Linked DNA regions of Homo sapiens: region 1 is linked to region 2. A link is a contact called in ENCODE Hi-C data. All regions are on one chromosome and are shown on one strand. The core of a region is the stretch at or near the end of the contact, and the rest is flanking DNA. Distances in the headings are between cores, read along the strand shown.

Evidence for each region. Hi-C counts contacts between places; a loop is a spot of excess contacts on that map. Pooled maps may share reads with other maps.
Region 1: a loop to region 2 is called in a map with no recorded cell type, with 6 times the contacts of the local background. The contact joins two enhancer-like sites. A Hi-C loop is called at or near these places in 6 of 37 single-sample maps with no recorded cell type and 4 of 50 pooled maps.

Annotation. Positions count from the first base shown.
Region 1 is chr2:203,866,500-203,873,619 of GRCh38, forward strand. It overlaps CTLA4 (cytotoxic T-lymphocyte associated protein 4), which reads left to right and starts at 1,272. Exons shown (of 4, transcript NM_005214.5): 1 at 1,272-1,552; 2 at 4,087-4,434; 3 at 4,879-4,988; 4 at 6,209-7,120. The coding sequence starts at 1,444. The coding sequence ends at 6,313. RefSeq lists an enhancer at 4,955-5,064 and a silencer at 5,285-5,374. Within about 2 kb of position 5,157, at least 2 of the 41 ENCODE cell types and tissues checked have a DNase peak (open chromatin) inside an H3K27ac peak, as active enhancers do.
Region 2 is chr2:203,669,998-203,676,149 of GRCh38, forward strand. It overlaps the pseudogene LOC100287498. Among named protein-coding and RNA genes, the nearest start is that of CD28, 34 kb to the right of the region's middle. Within about 2 kb of position 4,099, at least 4 of the 41 ENCODE cell types and tissues checked have a DNase peak (open chromatin) inside an H3K27ac peak, as active enhancers do.

The sequences.
Region 1 (7,120 bases), core at 3,907-6,406, 200 kb after region 2:
TAATAATAATAAAATTTTAAAAAAAAAAAGAAGAGGCTTCCTGGAGGAGATGACAGCTGAGCTAAGTCCTGGAGGATGAGAAGGAGTATAAAATAAGATAATAGGAGAAAAAAGGCAGTAGGAACAGCATGGGTAAAGGTGATGAGGCCTGAAAGAGGCACGTGGAAGGAAAGACAAATGCAGGAAGGGGGAATGGGAGGGAATGCTGGGGTACAGGCCAAAGAGGGAGGCATTTGGTGAGTATTCTGCAGAGTCTCCTCTGCTGTGCTGAGGTGTGGACAATGGGAAACCATGGACGGACTGGAGTAGGCAAATGTCATATTCCCTGTTACAACTGTCTGTTTGCATGTCAGCCTTCTAGAAGCCCCTTAAGGTATCAACTATGTTTTTGTTTTGTCATCATTCAATCCTAAGTGCACAGAATTCCGGGCATATTACAGGTTCCCCATGAATGTTTCTTTCTTTATTAAAATGTATGAAAACTCTCCAGATTTAAGGAAGGTCCTCAATGTTTCAAATTCTTTTTGTTAGATCATTGGTCCTGTCTACAGCTGTCACAAATTTAAGGACTCTGGTTATATTTAATCTTCACTTTTGAATTTTCTGCTTGAAAAATTTGTATTAGAAAAAAAAGTCTATCCTTTTATGGACGGCTCTAATCTCTTGAATCATTTGGGTTGGCTTTTCTTTGGACCTTCTTCAACTCTGTTTTGTCTCTGTTGAGTTAAGGCTTTTAAGAACACCTGAATTCTTTCCTTCTGCAAAACCAGAGGCAGCTTCTTTTCCGCCTATTTTCAGTTTATTTCTTGTGATTTTAGTTTTTTTCTCTTAACCAAATGCTAAATGGATTTAGGAGAAATAAACTTATTTGTAAAGCTGTCAAGGGACCATTAGAAGGATGGTGCTTCACAGATAGAATACAGTTTTTATTAATGATGCCTAGACAAATCCTGCCATTAGCCCAAGGGCTCAGAAAGTTAGCAGCCTAGTAGTTTTGGAGTTGTCAATGAAATGAATTGGACTGGATGGTTAAGGATGCCCAGAAGATTGAATAAAATTGGGATTTAGGAGGACCCTTGTACTCCAGGAAATTCTCCAAGTCTCCACTTAGTTATCCAGATCCTCAAAGTGAACATGAAGCTTCAGTTTCAAATTGAATACATTTTCCATCCATGGATTGGCTTGTTTTGTTCAGTTGAGTGCTTGAGGTTGTCTTTTCGACGTAACAGCTAAACCCACGGCTTCCTTTCTCGTAAAACCAAAACAAAAAGGCTTTCTATTCAAGTGCCTTCTGTGTGTGCACATGTGTAATACATATCTGGGATCAAAGCTATCTATATAAAGTCCTTGATTCTGTGTGGGTTCAAACACATTTCAAAGCTTCAGGATCCTGAAAGGTTTTGCTCTACTTCCTGAAGACCTGAACACCGCTCCCATAAAGCCATGGCTTGCCTTGGATTTCAGCGGCACAAGGCTCAGCTGAACCTGGCTACCAGGACCTGGCCCTGCACTCTCCTGTTTTTTCTTCTCTTCATCCCTGTCTTCTGCAAAGGTGAGTGAGACTTTTGGAGCATGAAGATGGAGGAGGTGTTTCTCCTACCTGGGTTTCATTTGTTTCAGCAGTCAAAGGCAGTGATTTATAGCAAAGCCAGAAGTTAAAGGTAAAACTCCAATCTGGCTTGGCTGGCTCTGTATTCCAGGGCCAGCAGGGAGCAGTTGGGCGGCAGCAAATAAGGCAAAGAGATAGCTCAGAACAGAGCGCCAGGTATTTAGTAGGGGCTTCATGAATGCATGTGAGTTGGTTTAGTAGAGAGACACAGGCAATTTCAGACCCTTCTATGAGACTGGAAGTGATTTAAGAGGGAAAGGATAGCCATAGTCCTGAATACATTTGAGCTGGGTTTCAGGATGAGCTCACAAGTTCCTTTAAAAAAAATTGACTTAAGCAAATCCTGGGAAGAGTTTTTTTGCTATACAATTCAAGGTTTTAAGGTCCTCGGATTCATATACTTTATAAATGAATTAGCCAGCTTGTTTAAAATGTAGGGAAATTGTGGGAAGAATGCCTTCTTTACTTAATTCAAGGTTTTAAGGTTCTCTTAATCAATTCTACTAGCTAATTAGCCAATTATTTAAAAATAAAAGTTTGAAATTGCCAAAAAAAAAAGACAAGGAAAAGGAAAGAAAGAAAGCCACCAGTCTGTTTGGCATACAATACTTAATTGTTGCCTGACCTACGTGTGGGTTTCAGATGCAGATCCTCAGTTTTCAGCTCTTCAGAGACTGACACCAGGTTTGTTACACGGCTTAAAATGATGAGTATATCCATTGAATCTCAACCTTATCTCTCTCTAGACCTTCTTGGTTAAGAAACCATGTAGTTTGTATGAAGTAGGTACTCAAAAGATATTTGATGATTTAATTTTTACTGGAGAAGAAATATTCATATATGTTTTCTTATTTTTACATGTTTTAAATATGTAAAGATTAAATAAACACTCTTAGAAGTATTTAAATTTCCTAAAGTAAATTTATCTCAACCAGTAACAGGACCCTCCCAATACTGGAAAGTTGAGTGTGACCGCATTTAGTGGTGATGAGTGTGAGCTTGCTTGGGGAGAGGGCAGGACATTTAGGATTTCTTAAGCTTAGAGTCAATACAATAAAGATTATTGAGTGCTCACTTGGGTGGGCTATAATCACTGCTCACAGGAGTTCATGAACCACAAGTAAAAGAGTGAGGAGATATGATTAGCTCACAAATAACTTTAATACAGAGCAGAAAGTAATGAACTACTGCAATGGAGTTATCACAGTGCTAAGGATGCTCAGAGGGCATCTCTGATAGGCAGAGGTGAGGGTTAGGGAAGGAAGCTGTAGTCTAGCTAGCTAGAGCTGCTGGAATAGACATGACAATGGCTGCTGCCAAACTGTTTTCTCTTCTGAGGACAGATGTCCCGTGCAAGTGGCTTGGTGGAAGGGACTAGTGTCTCTAATATAGGGTGATTTATAAGCAGGAAAGTGTGTCCTAGAAATTCAGACCAGAGTGATAGATTGGAATTGGATCATGGGGGACTCATTGAATGTTATTTATTGTATTTGTTTTTGCGATCAGTGTTAGTAAAGTGTCAAAGGGATTGAGCAGATGAGTGACATCATGCAACACAAGTTTTGAGTTTCACTTGTCAGACTGACTGGAGAGGGGCCTGGTTAGTTACAGGAAGGTAATTTGGCATGCAGCCACTATTTTTGAGTTGATGCAAGCCTCTCTGTATGGAGAGCTGGTCTCCTTTATCCTGTGGGAAAAGAGAACAAAGGAGCATGGGAGTGTTCAAGGGAAGGAGAAATAAAGGGCAGAGAGGCAGCGGTGGTGTCAGGGGAAGCCCACAGGAGTTAACAGCAGGGTTGCCTCAACCTAGAGAGGAAGCGACCTGGTGCCCTCGGCTCTGTGGCTTCCTTCATCTAACAACATCTTCCACTCTACAACAATGCCAGGGAAGGCGGAGGCTGGTACAGTGCATCAAGACACAGCTACTCCTGGGTGACAGAGGTTCAGGGCCAGCTCACTAAGTAGGCAGAAGTTTTTGACATATACTTTGAGAGATAAAGCAAGATTCTGTACCTCAACCTTCAGAATTTCCCCTACCACTCATTATAGTTCCGGAGCTATATAGCTCCTATCATTCTATCATAACCTTAGAATACCAGAGAACATATCATCTCATCTAATTATCTCTTACTATATGTGAAAAAAATGAAGGACATGGGGGAAGTGTGACTTGCCCCAAATCACATATTTCATGGTAGAGCCAGGTCTTCTGTTTGTCATATCAGTGTTCTTCCTGCCACAACCATCTTGAAGAATCTATTTCTCAGTAAGAAAATATCTTTATGGAGAGTAGCTGGAAAACAGTTGAGAGATGGAGGGGAGGCTGGGGGTGTGGAGAGGGGAAGGGGTAAGTGATAGATTCGTTGAAGGGGGGAGAAAAGGCCGTGGGGATGAAGCTAGAAGGCAGAAGGGCTTGCCTGGGCTTGGCCATGAAGGAGCATGAGTTCACTGAGTTCCCTTTGGCTTTTCCATGCTAGCAATGCACGTGGCCCAGCCTGCTGTGGTACTGGCCAGCAGCCGAGGCATCGCCAGCTTTGTGTGTGAGTATGCATCTCCAGGCAAAGCCACTGAGGTCCGGGTGACAGTGCTTCGGCAGGCTGACAGCCAGGTGACTGAAGTCTGTGCGGCAACCTACATGATGGGGAATGAGTTGACCTTCCTAGATGATTCCATCTGCACGGGCACCTCCAGTGGAAATCAAGTGAACCTCACTATCCAAGGACTGAGGGCCATGGACACGGGACTCTACATCTGCAAGGTGGAGCTCATGTACCCACCGCCATACTACCTGGGCATAGGCAACGGAACCCAGATTTATGTAATTGGTGAGCAAAGCCATTTCACTGAGTTGACACCTGTTGCATTGCAGTCTTCTATGCACAAAAACAGTTTTGTTCCTTAATTTCAGGAGGTTTACTTTTAGGACTGTGGACATTCTCTTTAAGAGTTCTGTACCACATGGTAGCCTTGCTTATTGTGGGTGGCAACCTTAATAGCATTCTGACTGTAAAATAAAATGATTTGGGGAAGTTGGGGCTCTCGCTCTGGAGTGCTAACCATCATGACGTTTGATCTGTACTTTTGATATGATATGATGCTCCTGGGGAAGTAGTCCCAAATAGCCAAACCTATTGGTGGGCTACCCATGCAATTTAGGGGTGGACCTCAAGGCCTGGAAGCTCTAATGTCCTTTTTTCACCAATGTTGGGGAGTAGAGCCCTAGAGTTTAAAACTGTCTCAGGGAGGCTCTGCTTTGTTTTCTGTTGCAGATCCAGAACCGTGCCCAGATTCTGACTTCCTCCTCTGGATCCTTGCAGCAGTTAGTTCGGGGTTGTTTTTTTATAGCTTTCTCCTCACAGCTGTTTCTTTGAGCAAAATGGTGAGTGTGGTGCTGATGGTGCACCATGTCTGATGGGGATACCTTTAGTGGTATCAACTGGCCAAAAGATGATGTTGAGTTTAGTGTTCTTGAGATGAGATGAGGCAATAAATGAAGAGGAAGGACAGTGGTAAAGAACGCACTAGAACCGTAGGCATTGGCATTTGAGGTTTCAGAATGACTAATATTTTAGATGAATTTGTTTGACATTGAATGTTCATGTGCTTCTGAGCAGGGTTTCAATTTGAGTAACCGTTGCAATAACATGGGGCAGCTGTTTTGCTCTTTGTCTTCATGACAACTGTACTTAAGCTAACAGCCCTGAAACATGAGATTAGGCTGGGCAGAATGCTGCTAGAGAGGACCACTTGGATGGTCTTTATTCTCCTTCTCCATGTCCCTCTCCATCACCTGGAAGTCACCTCTGGGTGCCACTCTGGTGCCTTCCTTGTCGAAGCTGTAGCTGCTCACATGACACCTATCCCTGTTATCCAGTTTGCTTGACTGGGACGTTTTGCCTTCCCCTTCAGCCAGGAAGTGAAAGTCCCAGTTTTTATTTATCACAGGTGTTGGTATTGGTGGTAGAAGAGGTAGAATTATGGAATCAGGCCTCCTGTCAGGATTTCTTTTTGACAGTCCCTCTCAGACACCTCTGCCTAAGGCCAGCTTTGCCATTACAAACTCTCCCTTCTCCCTCTCTCCCTTCTTCTCTTCCTCTTCCTTCTTCTCGCTCTTTCTCTCTCTCTCTTTCTCCCTCTCTGTCTCTTATACACATACACAAAGATATACTCTATTCCAACATCCTCTACCCAACCTGACAGAGATGTCCTTTGCTGTAGGTTCAGCAGTGGGGATGAGAAATACAGCTCTCAAACAGGATAACTAAAGCTTATTATCTTATCAAGCTTGTTCCCTTGCAGACAAGATTGATCAATTATCATAGGCTTTCTGGGTGTTCTTTCTGAAGCTTTCTCAAAGTCTCTTTCTCCTATCTTCCATTCAAGGCAAATGATTGCCATTTAACATCAAAATCACAGTTATTTATCTAAAATAAATTTTAATAGCTGAATCAAGAAAATCTCCTGAGGTTTATAATTCTGTATGCTGTGAACATTCATTTTTAACCAGCTAGGGACCCAATATGTGTTGAGTTCTATTATGGTTAGAAGTGGCTTCCGTATTCCTCAGTAGTAATTACTGTTTCTTTTTGTGTTTGACAGCTAAAGAAAAGAAGCCCTCTTACAACAGGGGTCTATGTGAAAATGCCCCCAACAGAGCCAGAATGTGAAAAGCAATTTCAGCCTTATTTTATTCCCATCAATTGAGAAACCATTATGAAGAAGAGAGTCCATATTTCAATTTCCAAGAGCTGAGGCAATTCTAACTTTTTTGCTATCCAGCTATTTTTATTTGTTTGTGCATTTGGGGGGAATTCATCTCTCTTTAATATAAAGTTGGATGCGGAACCCAAATTACGTGTACTACAATTTAAAGCAAAGGAGTAGAAAGACAGAGCTGGGATGTTTCTGTCACATCAGCTCCACTTTCAGTGAAAGCATCACTTGGGATTAATATGGGGATGCAGCATTATGATGTGGGTCAAGGAATTAAGTTAGGGAATGGCACAGCCCAAAGAAGGAAAAGGCAGGGAGCGAGGGAGAAGACTATATTGTACACACCTTATATTTACGTATGAGACGTTTATAGCCGAAATGATCTTTTCAAGTTAAATTTTATGCCTTTTATTTCTTAAACAAATGTATGATTACATCAAGGCTTCAAAAATACTCACATGGCTATGTTTTAGCCAGTGATGCTAAAGGTTGTATTGCATATATACATATATATATATATATATATATATATATATATATATATATATATATATATATATATTTTAATTTGATAGTATTGTGCATAGAGCCACGTATGTTTTTGTGTATTTGTTAATGGTTTGAATATAAACACTATATGGCAGTGTCTTTCCACCTTGGGTCCCAGGGAAGTTTTGTGGAGGAGCTCAGGACACTAATACACCAGGTAGAACACAAGGTCATTTGCTAACTAGCTTGGAAACTGGATGAGGTCATAGCAGTGCTTGATTGCGTGGAATTGTGCTGAGTTGGTGTTGA
Region 2 (6,152 bases), core at 2,849-5,348:
GTTTTGTGAAGTGCCTGTTCAAATTCTTTCTGTGGGTTGTACTTGTTTATCATTAGCTCATTTTTAGATAAGATTACTTTTTACTGTGGAATCCTATGTGTCTGGGGTTGTGAATGTATACTCTGGAGTGTTTTGTGGGTGTGTATTGTGTTCTGCACTTACTTCTCCTGGGACTCTACGTGTAAAATTTTTGGCTTGGGATTCTAGCACATAAGGGTGGTACAAATTTGTAACTCACACCTGGAAGGGACACATGCTTAATGTATCAATTTCTCACTGGGAGAGTTTTCCACCTTCATCCAAAGATTGAGGCAGATAACACATCTTCTTGCTGCTTCTTTGTGATGGTGGCCAGAGATTTTCTAGATTAGTACTGCCCAGTAGAACTTTCTGTGCTGATGGAAGTGTTCTGTATGTATGCTGTCCAACATGGTAGCCACTGGTACTCAGTAACCCACATGTGGTTATTGAATACTTGAAATGTGTGATTGAAGAATTGAATTTTACATTTTGTTGGATTTTATTTTATTTTATTTTATTTTTTGGGACAGAGTCTTGCTCTGTTGCCCAGGCAGGAGTGCAGTGGTGCGATCTTGGCTCACTGCAACCTCCACCTTCCGGGTTCAAGCAATTCTCCTGCCTCAGTCTCCTGAGTAGCTGGGACTACAGGTGCTCACCACTGCGCCTGGCTAATATTTTGTATTTTTAGTAGAGACGGGGTTTCACCATATTGATCAGGCTGGTCTTGAACTCTTGACCTCAAGTGATTCACCAGCCTTCCAAAGTGCTGGGATTACAGGCGTGAGCCACTGCACCCAACCTGAATGTTAATTAATTTAAATTTCAATAGTCATGTATGGGTAGTAGCTACCATGCTGGATAGCACAGTTCTAGATCAATTTTAATAGACTGGGCAGCCCATTGAGGATCTTGGATATACGTAGTAGACTTAGTTCTACTTCCTCTCTTTTTGCAGGGTCTATGCCTTGTCTCTTGTCCTAATACTCTTGACCCCAGCACCAGCATCTGTCTAGGCTCTATAACCTCAAGCCACCATATAGTCAATTGGAGTTGGCTTTACTTTCCTTCTGTGACTAAGCTCAGCTATGTAGTGCATATTTTGCAACATTGTGCTTGAGTATTCATACTGGAGAGGAAGGATAAATATCAGCTCAGTCCACAGCTCCAGCTCTTGTGTACTTCTCAAGCCACTTGCCATTGTTCTTCTGCTACCACTGCCCATGGAGACTTCCATTGCTAATAGCAGCTCCACAGCACTGTATTTAATGGCTCCTTCTTAATCCTATCCTACATGACTTGTAGAAAGCTTTGGCTTTGTTGACCATTGCTTCCTTAAAGCAGTCTTTCCCTTGGCTTCTTTCATAGTACCAATTTTCTTTCTACTTATATTGATCCTCCTTTCCAGGCTTCTTCTAGGACTTCTCTTATTATGCTCACACCCCCACTACCCTCATTATCAATGGGGAATCAGATCTCAGTCTTTTTTTCTTTTTTTTTTTTTTTTTTGAGACAGAGTCTTGCTCTGTTGCCCCAGGCTGGAGTGCAATGGTGCGATCTCGGCTCACTACAGCCTCTGCCTTCTGGGTTCAAGTGATTCTCCTGCCTGAGCCTCTGGAGTAGCTGGGATTACAGGTGTGCGCCACCACACCCAGCTAATTTTTGCATTTTTAATAGAGATGTGGTTTCACCATGTTGGTCAGGCTGATCTCGAAAACCTGACCTCGTGATCCGCCTGCTTCGGCCCCCCAAAGTGCTGGGATTACAGGCGTGAGCCACCGCGCCTGGCCCAGATCTCAGTTTTATTTCTTTTCTCACTGTATATATCTTCCCAGGGTGATTTCATTCCAATTGATGGCTTCAGGTATATTTTATGAGCTGATGACTCCCAAGTTTGTTGTCATTTTTGAAGCATTAACTGTTGTCATCCCTGCAAAACAAAAGTAGAAACAAAAAATACAAAGCAGCAGGTTTTTCTAGGCTTATAAGTTTTTTTTTTCAAGTTTCAGTTATTTATTAATCAGTATAATCTTCAACACATTATATCAACATGATTTCATGCATTTAGAGGAGAAATACTTCCTGGTTAAGTGGAAAACTGTGTGGACGGCTTCTGGAAAACCTTCATTCTAAAGCAGCTTTACAGTGACACATTTCACTTAGAAATCTGGACCTTCTTTCTTCAGTTTGCTGTAATCCATATGCACTGAGTAGAACTTGTATTGATCCTTGGGACTCAGTTTGTTCCAGGGCCCTGGGTTATTCTTTCTGTCCCAACTAACATCTGGATTGAACAATGCCAGACACAAGAGATACACTGCTGCTCCAGGACCTCCAGCTCCAATAAATACAAAGAGGGGCATCAAGCTTGGCTGCTTCTTGGTATAACTGAGGATCTAGCAGAGCATGTTTGCAACAGAGGCCCTCGATTAGAAATGAGAGAACCAGCCTAGCCACCAGGCCCTGGGCTAAGTAGTATCTGGCTCATAAGTTTTGAGAGCAAGCTCTAAAACTCCAGTGAACAGTTAGCTGCACGGTGTATTTAGGCAGACCCTTGACCCAGTCCTTCCCTGATTTGTCTTCAAAATAATTGTGGGGGCACTGAAGAATTGTGGGACACTGGCAAGAAGAAGAATCTTAGAGCAATTCTTTGATCTAGTTCAATTAATTAATTAATTGACAAAAATTGTATACATTGATGGTGTACAACATGATGTTTTGATATATGTATACATTGTGGAATGGCAAAAGCAGGATAATTGACATATAAATTCCCTCACATACTTATCTTTTTTTCTTTTTTCTTTTTTTTATGGTGAGAACTTTGGTCTATTTTTCTGGTGAATAATATGTAGCAGGACTGGTACCAGAACCAGGTCATCCAGAGATGTTCTGTCTGCTGCCATCAACTCGGGACCTCAGAAGGTGGTACTCCTCCCCTAAAGGTGAATTATTTTAGCTAAAAAAAAACAAAGAGAAATCCTTATTTCTAGATGAAATAAGAATCAACAGGAAATTCCAGGAGATTTCAGTTACATCAGTTGTTACAGTTGGTACATAATGATGTAACATCTGTTCCAAAGAAAACAGCAAGTATGTATTTAATACACTTTTACGAAGTCCCCATGTTTTCTTTTCTTTTCTTTTTTCTTTTCTTTCCTTTTTTTTTTTTTTTTTTTTTTTGAGGGTTGCAAGGTTTATTGTGAAGAGTGAAAGAACAAAGCTTCCACAGCGTGGAATGGGACCCGAGTGGGTTACAGCTGCTGGCTGGGGTTGCCAGCTTTCATTCCCTTATTGGCCCCTCCCATGTTCTGTTTTCATCCTATCAGAATGCCCTTTTTTCAATCCTCCCTGCGATTGGCTACTTTTAGGATCCTGCTGATTGGTGCATTTTACAGACCGCTGACTGGTGCGTTGTACAGAGTGCTGATTGGTGCATTTTACAATCCTCTTGCTAGCTACAGAGTGCTGATTGGTGCGTTTTACAATCCTCTTGTAAGACAGGAAAGTTCTCCAAGTCCCCACTCGACCAAGGAAGTCCTGCTGGCTTCACCTCTCAATCCCCGCTCTAAACAAGACATCCCAGCTGAAAAGTCCCCATATTTTCTTTTAGTAATCATTTTAATGTGTGTGTGTGAGAAAAGGACACTATTAAAAGAAACTTTTAAACTTTTCTTTTCTAGTCCTATGTCTACTTTTAGCCAATATTTGTGAGCATCAACCATATCCCTCCTCAGTAATTATATTTTATTTTTTCCTCCCAGGTCATGTGAAAGACTGTGTATAATTCAGAAGAGATATTTCTACAGTGAAAAAAAATACCCCATATTTAAATCAATTCAAGTTTCTTCTTGACATCTAGGCTGTATCTAGGACACATCTGGACATCTGGAAACATCCAAATTTGACTGACTTTTCCAGTTTTCAGCAGAACATTTAGTAAATAAAAGAATAAGAAACTTGTACTAATCATATATTTTTTTGAAAGTCAACAGCATTTCAGTGGGGCTGATGTCCTCATGGCCTGGCCTTTATTTCTTGCCTCATGTCAGACTTAACCCATGTTGGTGGAGGAGGCTGACATTCAAAGGGTGTGGTTTTTGAGGTTGCCACATGCCTTGCCATGACTTAAAATATCTCTCTCTGGCTGCCAGATGGCCTGGGGAAGCACCAGACACAGGCTCCATTGACCTCAGAACTTGTTGCTTTAGGACTGGAAGCTCTTTCAGGGTCTTTCTTAAATTTCTGTTTCTAAATATCTGAAGCACATCAAGCCTTAAACTGGGGTTTTGTGCTGCTCCTCCTCGCTTTCCTGAAAGCAAAGGGTAAGAATTAATTTCGGGCACAGATAGTAAATGCTGACTTTTCATTGTTCCCTTGAGAACACTTCACTCTCCAAGAGAAAGTCTCCCTTCTTCAGCCCAAATCTTGTGGAAACTGTGCATATGAGGTGTGGAGAAACCCCATGGGAAAACTGGGAGTCTACAAACAGGCCTAGTCTTTGAGGATGCTCGGCAGGGGTGGAGGAAGACGCCTCAGGTATCTCTTCAGGTCCAATTCCCTACTGGATGTAGATATACAAAATGTAATTTACTTCCAGTTATTGAATGATAATGTCTTGAAACATTAGAAAAATAGTCATCTTGAAGGAAAAGGCAAAGAAGATTATTTGGAGAGGAGAAGTTTTTTTTCTGTTTGTAGAGTGGAAAAGTGAGATAAATTGGTTTGAAAAAAGAAAAGTAAATACATTGCAAGGGAAACTTTATTCATTAAACATTTATTGAGCACCTACTAAGTGCCAGAGACAGTTCTAGTCTCTGGAGATACAATAGTTAGCGGACTAGACAAACATGTTCTTTGGCCTTATGGACTTCTCAGTCAAGTGAAAGGGCATGGAGGGGACCTAACCCAGCGGGTGTGTGCAGCAAGGGATCAGAGGAGATTTCTCTGAAGGAGTTATATTTAAACAAAGACCTGAATAGAGTTAGATGGACAAAGCCCCCAGTTTAGTTTGGCTTCATTTTCAATGATCCCATTACAAAGCAAAACCAAACAAAAATTCAGTTCTAAGTCCTTTATTTTTTTCTACTTTAGACGGTTGCCTGCCTGAGATACAACTCTGATTTCAACAAGAGACAATTGGATTGCTATTTTTCTCTCTCCTTTGACTTGATATTTATTATTTCTCATCTCTCACTGTGTTATGACTTATTGGTTTATGTCTGTCTCTCTCTGTAGACTATGAGTCACTAAAAGCCAGGGACTGTCTTAATAGTCTTTGTTCAGGCACCACATAGCTCTAGGATGAATAAATAAAGGAATCAAGATGAATGAATAAAAATAACAGTTGTTTTCACAGCATCATTTTGCATCGAGAAAAGTGTCATATCAAACTATTCTTCCCATCCAATCTCTTTAATTGCACAACTAACCGAATCTCCCATCCAGTCTATTCAATAACACTAATGCATTGAGCGTCTACCATGTACAGGCCACATGTTTGTCATGGGGATGTAATGGTGAGCACAATAGACAAGGCATTGGCTCTTGTGGAGTGTACAGTCTGATGGAGGAAGACAAACTTTATATAAATAATCACTCAAATACTTGATTCCTAATTCTATCAAAAGAAACAATGTAGGTAAAAATACTGAAATAAAAGATTTGAGTTGAAAATGGCAGGAAAATTTAAAGTTTTGCCAAGTTTTTGGATGCCTATAAGAAATGTGTCTTATGCTTGCTTCCTCTTTTCCCTTCTAGCTTCTTGCAGTAATTGAGTTTGTAAAATCAAGATGCATAATTTCTACAGGGAAAAGCAAATAAATTGCATTCATTCTAGGTATTTTAGCTGCCTAGGTTGGCCCAACTGTTAATAGCAAAACCCATTTTTTGGGCAAACACCAGCTAATCATTAGTGGTACTTTGATTTTCCCCAAAGTTGTTTTCTCGTCATCCTGATAACTATCACGCAAGTCAGAATCCAATTTTGCACGGAAGTTTTAGAGCTCTAATTACCATCGTCTATAATCAGGGGTGTTATTCCTGCACATTAAGAGTATGAGAGGATATACCAGGAAAGGGAAATGGAAGAATGAAAACAAACAAACAAACCAGAGAAGCAAATGAGATGACAG